Regions from separate parts of the Mus musculus genome. Here region 2 is linked to region 1. A link is a contact called in ENCODE Hi-C or POLR2A ChIA-PET data. All regions are on one chromosome and are shown on one strand. Each heading gives the region's core, a stretch centred on a gene start or an enhancer-like site at or near the end of the contact. The rest is flanking DNA. Distances are from core to core; before and after follow the strand shown.

Region 1 (5,219 bases), core at 993-3,492:
GAAAAGCATTGCAGGAATGACCAAGGTTTGCATCCCTGGCCTCTGCATTGACAACTATGGTCTTTAACTAGATCTGATCAACTGGTCCAGGGGGAAAAAACCTTATATTCAACAATCCTCCTCTCAATGCAAAGATGAATTGAGCCATCATAAAGACAGGAGGAAATGAGACCCTTCATCTAGACCCCAGTTGGGCAGAAACCTCCCTGTATTTATTCCTGCTAGGCAGGAGCTAACACAGGAGTCCAGAACTGAATCAGGGCTGAACCCTGAATACCCCAGGCAGTGCAGCCAAGGACAAAAGTATTATCCCATGGGGCAAAACTGCCCTAGTGAGGAGCTGAGGTCCAGCCCAACATGGCAAAAAGCTCTAAGAAGTTCTGATCTCTTTAGAGAGGTGATGTGCATAGCCAGACTAAATCCTCTAGATTTTGAGAGCAAAGTCCTTCGCCTCTCCCTGCCAGAACAGAAATGAGCTCCCTGAAATCAGTCTGCATCACTGATGTGTGTCCGGCAGACAGCCCACTGCGCACCAAAAAGTAAATAAATATTCCCTTACTCCACTGAGAACAACTAGGACGGGTCTAAAGAGTTTCTCCTTTGAAGAGCTAATGTGAGTTCATACTGAATGCTGGGTTTTTTTTGTTTGTTTGTTTTTTGTTTTTGTTTTTGTTTTTTTGTTTTTTGTGGGTGTTTTTTTTTTTTTTTTTTTTTTTTTTGCTTGGAAATTCGGGCAAGAGACACTTGAAAATGACTGCTCGGTCTAACCCTGCTTACCCAGTATAAAGGGGCACCCCACTTGGAATGGCTACAGAAAAAGAAGATAAAGTCAAAGGGTGATGGAACCCAGTGCTCAAATGTAGGGGTTTCCAGGACAACAGAAACCAAGAGGAAATCAAAGGTATCCAGAGGCTAGAAAATGACTAGTGTGGTGGCCCTGGCCTGTCACCAGACTTCTCACAGTTCATCACTGTCACAAACCCCTAGGCTGGGCAAGGAAACCCAGAGCAGCAGGCCCGAGGGCTTGGCCCTTGGGCTATTTGCTGCTAGGACCGGCTGAGTTCCCCTCCTCCGCCCGCGCGGACAACCCCCAGCCTGGGTGATTAGAGTATTGGGTCCCTACAAAGATACCAGTTTGGCAGCCCAGAGCAATTCCCTGCCTGAGGCCACCCAGCCTCAAAAGTAAGTCAGCTTCTTGGGTTTCTTTTCACAAATCTAAGTTAACACCTGAGATCTGCCCGCACCCGGCCTGGCAAGAGTTCACTCTCTCACTTCTAATTAGGTCGAAGTAGAGTCCCTCCGGGTGTGGGGGAGGGGCCCCTTTCCTTTACTGTCTTCTAGAAAGATGAAAAGGTATCTGCAAACTTCTAGAGTCCAGGGCCTGTGTAGTTCTGCACCTGCCAAAAGCAGGATCGTTACTCCAACAGTTGCCCCAGCCCACACGGGGGGAGAGGGGAGCTTACAGGGCCCCAACTCCCCTCCACGTCCTCGCCTGAGCCCAGGAGGGATGAAACTCTAAGCAACCTCAGACTGGCTGCCTTGCTCTCCCGCCGCCGCACATTCCACAGGCAAAGCTGAACCCCAGCCTGGATCTAGTTCCCGCCTCTGCACTGATCCATGCCCCTACCGCAGGACCCTCCACCGCCACCTCTCCCCTCCCTTCCCTGGCGTCCGCCAGGCGGCACCCTTCCAAAACAAAACAGAAAGACGGTGCGGGGTAGCTTCGCGGGTACATCTATCTGCCCGGGTACCCCACCCCACGAACGTGAGCCCATCACCACCATCATCCATCAGTAGGTGCCCGGTGGCCCACTAGGAGAGCCTGAGCGTGCGTCTAGCCACACTGGGTTGGAGAGCCAGGCTGAGTGCTCGCGGGACAGTGCTCCCGGGTCCTCCCGCCAGGCCCGCGCACCCCAGCTCACCTTTTCTCCCGTCAGCACGTGCAGCCCCTCGCGCACCTTGGCGAAGGAGCCCTCTCCCAGCTTCCTGCTGCCGATGAGGTAGTTGCCCACGCGCTTGTGGTGCTGGAAGTCCCGGAGCCGCTCGCGGGACACGCCGCTCACCCAGGCGGGCAGGAAACTTCCCTCGCAGGCCGCCGCCGGCCTGGTCGTGTCCTCCGCGCCTCCATCGCCCCCCGGTGCCGCCGGCTCGCCCAAGAGCCCGTCCCCCGCCGCTGCCGGCATCGCGCTCGCTCGGCTCCCGCGCTCGCAGCCGCTCCTCCTCCGGCTCCCGGGGCTGCCCTGGCTCCTCCTGCCGCCGCCCTGGACCCGGCCCCGCCCGGCCCGGGTCTCTGTGCTCACGCCCCCCGCGCCTCTGTGCTAGCGCCGCGCGCAGACAATAGCTGGCGACCGGGCGACCGGGGACCCGCCCCCGAGAAGTTCGTCCTCCGAGGATCGATCGCCCAGATCGCGCCCGCGGTCCCGTCTGGTGCCCCGATCGGCTGTGAGAGGGAACAGCGGCTGCTGGTCCGAGAGGGGCACAGTCCGGTGGCGGAGTCCCCCAAGCCCGGGCGCCGCCGCCCTCTGGCCCGCCGGGTCCTCAGCGGTGCTCCCCGGGGCCGCTCCCGCCGGAGAGGAGCGCGCGGCGGGCTGCAGGCGCCCTCTGGAAGGCAGCAGAAGAAAGCCCCATTCAGTTTGAATTTGCAGAAATTTAATCCGCTCGCGGGCGGCGGGGACAGAAGCGAGCTCCACTCCGCAGCTTGAGCACTTTCAAATCCCTCGTAGCCCCTCCTTCCTTCCCCGCGCGCAACAGCCGAACTCGACCCTCGCTGGAGAGGGGAGGGGAAGGGAGCGGCGGAGTGGGCGGCGAAGCCACCTGAGCGCCAGACAGGGGGACCCCGCGCGGCCGCGTAGACGCGCGCTCCTGGGCTGCCCAAGACCTGCTGCCTCCCGGGGTGCGGATCGCGCAGGTTCTGAGCTTGAGCTTTCTGGCCCTTTCGAGAGTGAATGTCCTCACCAACAGCACCCACCATAGGCAGGGGAAAGAGAAAGAGAAGCTTTGGACTGTAGCAGAGTTGGATACCCAACCCAGAACCTGGCACACAGTAGGGACTATGGAAGATGGGTGGGTGGGTACCTAGCAGGCTATGTGTCGGGGCTCGCACACATACTCGATTGCTGTTGTCCGTGGAGAAGCAGCCGCCACAGCTAACAGTAGTGGCGGCAGCGTAGGAACCAGGGCGTTTGCTGCTTGTGCGCGTTCGTTTGCCCCCTCTCTGCTTTCCTTAGAGATGATGTATTGCAGGGTGAGCCGGACCGGACCGGACCGGAGCCTCACTGCTCCTGAATGCTTTTATTCTGCGGGCTCTGTGAGTGCACTGATTTCACCTAAACAATAAACATAAACAGCCTGAGACACCTACCCATTATTCTCCAGGATCCCCAATATATTCCTGAAGCGAAATGAGAGACACACACACACAAAAAGGATGCGGAGAGGGCTTTCCAAAATGCGACCTGTTGAGGTGCCCGCGTCTAATGCAAATTTAACCTCTGATCACACATCATCTGAGCTCAAAGGGAGGATTCGGTCCTAACAAAGTTCATTTCATTGTTTACCCCGCAGTAAACAGTTATGACATCATCGATCCACATTTATGCTCTGAGGTGGGGGAGGGGACACAGCTGTCACCCATCCAGTCTTGGGGCGGGGAAGATCCCTTTCCTGGCCTATCTAGAAAGTAACCCCCAAAATGACCGTTTTTCAAGTTCAGGCATCTGTTGGTTTGAACCACGCATAAGCTGTGAGTCTCCACCCTTGCTATTATGACCGAGTCTAGTCTTGTCTTGGGTTGGGGTCTCATTGCTCTGGATTTCCTACGTTAAAGACAAGCTTTCCACTGCTTTCTTGCTGTACTTGAGGGACGCCTTAGCTCCTACAGTTTCTGCAGGGCTCATCCAAACATTTTCACGTTTCTAATTCAGTAATTGAATTTTTTAAAGGCAGGAAGTGGGGAGAGGGAGAAGATGCTAGGTTCAAAGTGTGGGGAGAATAAAGCCCATTTTGGGGGTGAAGCCCATTTCCTTCAGGAAAGGATTTAAAGTTTCCCAATATTGCATTAATTAAATTTTAGGAAATTAGCTCTTTGTGAAAATTTAGAGATTCATTTGTTGCAATTTAAGGCAAATCCCAGAGAGTACTCATCGTTTAAGGGGGAGGAGGGGGAGGGTGGGGGGAAGGCAGGGGACGGTGCTTCATAAGTAGTGGAAGTCACTTATGATAAAATAGTGACTTTCTTTCCTCTTAATGTTTTGATTATACCCTCCCAGGGTAGAGGTCAGGAAATGGGTGAAGAAGAGAGAAAACACAGGCCCCTTAAATCTTCAAGCCTCCTGCTATCTGGGTCTGGTCCAAGCACACTGCTGATTCTATTGGCTGGGATGGATGCCAAAGGGAAAGAGAAGTTCAAATCCTACCCCTGCCTGAGCTTAGTAACTGGTTTTTGAATTACAGTTTCTACTGTCTAAAGTGGCCTTGCTCAATAAGGCCAGAGCTTCATTTCATAAGACGAATAAGCACACGAGATACTGGATCACTCTCCCAGGAGGAATTCTAGAAGTACAGGGCAGAGGACCAGTCACCTGCCATTGAAGAGCCTCTACTAACCCCCAACCCACCCCCTGCAAGCTTGTAGGGTTCCTCTAGGCGTTACAGGTTATCTGTCTTTGGAATAGAGAGATGGCTCAATGGTTAAGAGCATACACAGCTCTTCCAGAGGACCAGAGTTCAATTCCCAGAATTTATATTAATTTGCTTGCAATGGCCTGTAACTCCAGGCTCAGGGGATCAAAGGCTCTTTTCTAGTCTCCAAAGGCACCTGCACTCAGATGCACATCACATCACATCAGAGAGAGAGAGAGAGAGAGAGAGAGAGAGAGAGAGAGAGAGAGAGTTTCCAACTGCTGCTTCTGGGTGGTTTTCACCCAACATATGTGTTCCATTAGAAGAAGTCCTTCCCAACCAACGAGCTGCCATAGATGATGGACCCTCGGTTCTTCTCAGGGCATTCCACTCAGCTTCGCATCTGCCTTCTATCCTCCATGTTGCTTACTGGCTGTCTTTCTTTTTAGACTCAGTGGACAGGGGCTGTGCCTGTTTGGTTTGCATTTTGCCCTTTCGGTACCCAGCATAGTGTCTGAGCTGCAGACCTGTCTAAAGAGTATTTGTTGACTGAGTGCAAAAAGGCAATCAGTTCCAGAGTGTCCAGTGACAGTTTCTTG
Region 2 (5,219 bases), core at 1,785-4,284, 36 kb before region 1:
TCTTAATGGATATTATCTGCTAAACTGAAATTAATATTCCATGCTGTAATGGACAGGCATTCGGCACGAACGCTCACTGGATACTGTTCCAGGTAACGACTATACGCCATCACTGAGTCACGGCTTCGCAAGCTTGTGTGTAGGGAGAGGTTCGAATTATTTGCAGTGGTTTGAAATTACCAACTGTTATAAAATGAATTGTTCTTCCTTAGGTAAGTTGAGGCCATAGCTTCAGTGTGACTGTATTTGGAGACAGGGCTTTGAAAGAGGAGATTACAAGTAAAACCCAGTCACAGGGGCGGGGCGCTAACCAGCCCATACGAAAACAGACCAGAAGGTCAGGTGTGTCTCTTTCTTAGTTACATACAGAAAAGGCCACGGGAGGACACTGCAAAGAGAGAGACAGGCCTGAGGTGAAACCTTGTCAGCACTTCCAATCTTAACCTTCTAGAACCACAAGAAAATAAATGTGTGGTGTTTAAGCTACATAGTCTATGGGATACCTTTACGGAGCCCGAACAGACAGATGGGCCACCAAACATTATCACTCCAGGGTCCCCCACAGTAAGAACAAGAACCTAGGGCTGAATCACCAAGACTGAGGCAGTGCTCAGAGCCCCTCTCCTGTCCTCAATTTGCTTGCCACAAGCAACACAGGTTCAGCACTGGCAACACTCGGGATCCAAGCCGGGCATGAGACTTCAGAACCTCGGATTGTGTACCACCCGGTGGCTTGGGCCTCTCAAGCCTTCCTCGATGATTTCAATAATGGAGAAGGAATTATAAGCCCCGCCCGTGTCTAGCTTGCTGGAGAGACAAATGAGCCCTTGACAGAACAGTTGCCAGACTCCTGTCATGGCTTTTGTGTTTTGCTCAAGAGAAGATAAAAAGCAGGAGGCAGGAAGCCCTTGCAATACAAACTCCATTTTCTGCAACTGTCCCCGTCCAGTCCCTAGTACACTAAGGACCTAATTCAGGACCCCAATTCCCTTCCCCCAGGCACAGCACCCCCAGCTTCTCCTTCCACCAGAGCCTCGGGGTCTCTGGACCTGAGGTCTCAGGTCACTTTTCTCACCTAAGAGACGTGCATGTCCCCCTCCTCTACTGCCCTAGGTCTAATGATGTCCACAAGCTATGGCTGACAGCACTGCTCTGCTTCATATGAGCGGTAATGTGCTTGCAGCCATCTGTGTGTGGATCATCCAAAGGCCACTCAACACTGTCTGTCACCTCTGTGTATCTTCCACGTATCCACAGGCTGTTCCAACTGGCAGCCTCCTCTACTTCTCTCTCCACTCTCCCTCCCATCCCTAACTCTCCATCCCTAATTAATCATCAAGGCCTGCCAGCTCCACCTCCTAAGTCCCCCTCCCTCCACCCCTCCCCACCACACTGCCCTGGGTCACACTGCCCTGATCATATCCTTGCCTTCAGCTCTGGTCCCCGCTCACCCTGGCCTGGAAATTCCTCCCACACACACTTCACTCCCAGCTCCCACTCCACTCTCAGACTCAGGTTACACTCTCCTCCCAACACTTCCAAGCCACACACAGAGAGAGGTGAGGGAGGGACAGGGAGAGAGAAAAAGAGGGACTGAAATACACCCCCACATACACACACACACACACACACACACACACACTCACAGAGGCAGAAATTGTGTTTGGCTTCCTTGTGCTTAATAAAGTCAGCAAGAACTAAGAATGAGGGAAGACTGGAATGTGAGCATGGATGAAGGGATGCTGTGGGTAGACAAAAGGTGTTTGTATGCAGATGGGTGGATGCACGCATGCATGCATGGATAGTGGATGGGTAGATGGATGGATGGGCAGATGGATGGATGGACAGTGGATGGGTAAATAGATGGATGGATGGGTGGAGGGATAGGTAGGTGGGTGGATCTCAGCCAAGTAGTCTTTCTATGCCCCAGATTTATCTGAGTCACCTGCTACCTTCTCAAGAGCACCGGGTCCATGTGAATACACCTGAATGCAGACTCCCCACTTCTCCAAGAAGAGCCAATGCCCTAATGTTGCCTGCACAGCCCCACCTCAACCACTCCTATCTGTCCTGCCTCCCCCAGCTGCCATACTGACTGACTCCTGCTTTTCCTCAGGCTACACAGGAACACTGCTCCAGGGGCCTTGACTCCCAAACCTCAGGAGACTTGGAGCAAATGTTCCCTCTTAGCAAGGCCGCCTGTGGGCTCAGAACCCCTACCTCTGTCCTATCTTCCCACCTCCAAGGCACTTAACACCTCTGCAAGCCATTGGCACTCACTGCAGACAGGCTCTGAGAGAGCCACGCAAGCCTAGGAGAGAAGGTCCCTTCCTTTCCTGCCACATTCTTAGTATCCTGCCACACACAGAAGGCACTCAAGTGAATGAATGAATGAATGAATGAATGAATCCAAGTGCACTTGGTTAAAGGGAGAAAATTCTGAAAACTCGAACTTATTTAGATTGAGTAATGTATGGGCTGAGTCTCCGGTGTGACTACATTCGGGAGAAGGGAACTCAAGGTTAAAAGAGTAGATCTTCAATCCAAGAACGCTAATGAGTTCATAAGAGAGAGACACCGGTCATGGGCACAAGTAATGTTACAGTTAAGGTCCCAGCCTGGGTCCTGGTAGCCCTAACAAGCTAGCCCAGCATCCTCGATAGGCCAATGAACCATAATGAACACAGGAAAGAGATTGACTCGATTTGACCACATTAGACAGGGGAAGAAATAAAGAGTTAAGAAATAAAGAGTTCCAAGTGAACTCCATGCCCGTCCGGGAGGTCCTGAAAGAGGGCTGGGTTTAAATACAACTCAAGAGACATGCAAAGCTGTCCTGGTCCAGAGGTGTCCCACCCATCCCTGGGCCATCCCTGACTCAGCTCGGGGTCTCTCCTTCATGGGGTCTGATACACAGTCAGATGCGAGAAGTCTCTTTCTGGGCGGCAAGCTTCCCCTCTGGCTGGCACAGTCTTGCAGATTTTTCTTTTCCTCAGCCTAAGAGTCCTGGAGAGACGCCAGCGTGGAGGAAACCATTGTGGAAATCTCCTGCTCACCGAGAGGAGGGGCACTGATGTCTCTTTACCACATTGCCATCCCTGTCAGGACAGTCAAAGGGAGGCCATGTAAGGACACGCAAGGAGACAGCCATCTGCAGGATGACGGCAGGCCTCGGGAGAAACCAAGCCTCTGCGTCTAGACTTAAAGCAAAGGCCTGGACCATGAGAAAGCAAAGGCCAGGGCTGTTTACCCGGCCCATCCCAGGCTTCTTATGAACCCTAAGCAAACTAAGGAGTTGATAGCGGTGCCCTTGTAAACTTCATTACACACAGTAGAATCTGGGTGACCTGCCGCAGGAAATCAGCAAAAGAGAAGTTCTCCCACACCCCTAAAGAAGCCAGAAAAGGAAAAATGACAATGGCCTTGGGGCTCTGCCTCTCCAGCCCCAGCCAGAATTCCATAGAAAGTGACTGAAAACTGGCTTGAATAACATGACCCAGTGGGAAGTTTTGAAAATCAATTGGCTTCATGCCTTCTTTCCCCAGAACCTGTGTGTACACGCATCCGACTGGAACGTGCCCCTGTGTGGATGAGAATTATTTAACAGGAAGCAGAAAATATCCCTTTGCCACCTTCGTAATTAATTTCAGCGCTGCTCGGATTCCCAGAGAAAGAGATGCCAGACAGCAAACGCGCATGGCTGCCTTTTACAGGGACCCACTAATTGCTGCTGTTTATGTAGCTGAACACAACTGCTCCTGACCCCCTGTCTCCCTGCTGGCCTTCCCCCACCCCAACCCCCCACTGTGGCTGCAAGCTAAAATTCATCTCTTTGTAAATGAGGGGGATAAGTGTCTTCCCTTCCAGTATTAAAAATGAGTGGGGAAAAAAAATGTCCTTCCCCTAGAAGAAACCACAGAGCTCATTAGAACCAACCTCCCCGACAGCTGCCATACCTGGCACTGGGCAGAAGCAAAAGCCTTGACTCTATTTTAAGAGGGAAAAAGAATAATCAGCCACTGCAGGGCTGGGAAGCCCTCCCACGCCCACCCCGTAGAGTTCGGAAGCTACTTTCCCGGGGTTACTTTGTACACACTCCACTGCGGTTCTAATTTATTGGGCAAATCACCCTGGAAACACACCCTGCTGGTGGGAAAGAAGAAACTAGATCCTGTTGGACTGGGGGAAAAAAAAAACAGAGCTAGCAGGGCCAAGGCTGGACTGCAGACATGGGTGCCTGCGTGGGGCTTGTAATTCTTCCCCAGAGCCTGCCTTCTTCCTTAAGAAGATTGTTGCCTTTGTAAGCCATGATAAAAGACTGCCAAGTCAACCTGAGTGTGCACATAGTAGGACTCAGGAAACTGGGGCCTCTGACAGGAAGATGAAGTACTATTGATACACGTTTTGTGGAGGCCATGCAATCTCTCTGGGCATTCCCCACACTTGGCCTCTGAGGGAAATCCATAAACGCCGTAGCTAAAATATTGCGTTCTCGATCCCCATTCGCTGCTCAGCCCTCATTTCTGTCCCTTTTTTTTTCTGACTCAGACCCCATATGATCCAGAGTCTACACCAATGGCTACATAAGGGAAGCCTAGATTATACGAGTGGAAAGCAAAGAGACCCAACAAAGGCAAAGGGCAATGGGTGGGCTCTGTATAGCTACAGTTCCCAGTCCACCGAACTCGTTCACTGAGATTAGCAGCAACCCAAGGATACCCCAAGGTGGGCATTCTGCACTCCACACTCCCTACACACCATCCTTACGATGGTAACTGTGCCTAAACCTCCCTTAGAAGAGTCCCCTGGGTTCTCTGAGACTCTATGTTGTCATCATCTACTGCTTCAGCGACTGAATCCCTTCCTCCTTCCTCCTGCTCACAACCAAGTTTCTTCTTTCAGGACATTCCATCTGGGCTAGCCTCCAGAACATTCCATCTGGGCTAGCCTCCTGCAAGGCTGCAAGCATAGCGCTCACTCTGAGCCTTCTCTGTTTCTATCCATCACATGGTGAGGCTGAAGCATTGTCCCTAAGTGCCATGACAGGACATCTCTAAATACGAGCCCTTAAGAAGATCATTGAAATTCTCCATCATTGGGTACCAGCCCTGCTTCCTGCTCCCTCCGCTGTATTTTTCTTGGAACACATCTTATTTTGACAACTTACAGTCTATCAATTGCTGTTTGCCCCCCTCGCTTTTGTTCAGATAAAGTTTGCA

Evidence for each region. Hi-C counts contacts between places; a loop is a spot of excess contacts on that map. ChIA-PET counts read pairs that join two places held with the same protein, here RNA polymerase II (POLR2A).
Region 2: a loop to region 1 is called in a map of left cerebral cortex, with 4 times the contacts of the local background. The contact joins the enhancer-like site here to the promoter of Hunk in region 1. A Hi-C loop is called at or near these places in 3 of 37 maps with a recorded cell type or tissue (Patski, left cerebral cortex and mouse trophoblast stem cell). POLR2A ChIA-PET finds 5 or more read pairs at or near these places in 3 of 5 experiments (Patski and embryonic stem cell).

What each region holds. Positions count from the first base shown.
Region 1 is chr16:90,383,420-90,388,638 of GRCm38, reverse strand. It overlaps Hunk (hormonally upregulated Neu-associated kinase), which reads right to left and starts at 2,242. Exons shown (of 11, transcript NM_015755.2): 1 at 1,923-2,242. The coding sequence starts at 2,183.
Region 2 is chr16:90,420,212-90,425,430 of GRCm38, reverse strand. The region is part of intron 1 of Hunk (hormonally upregulated Neu-associated kinase); the gene reads right to left. Among named protein-coding and RNA genes, the nearest start is that of Hunk, 36 kb to the right of the region's middle. Within about 2 kb of position 3,034, at least 1 of the 3 ENCODE cell types and tissues checked has a DNase peak (open chromatin) inside an H3K27ac peak, as active enhancers do.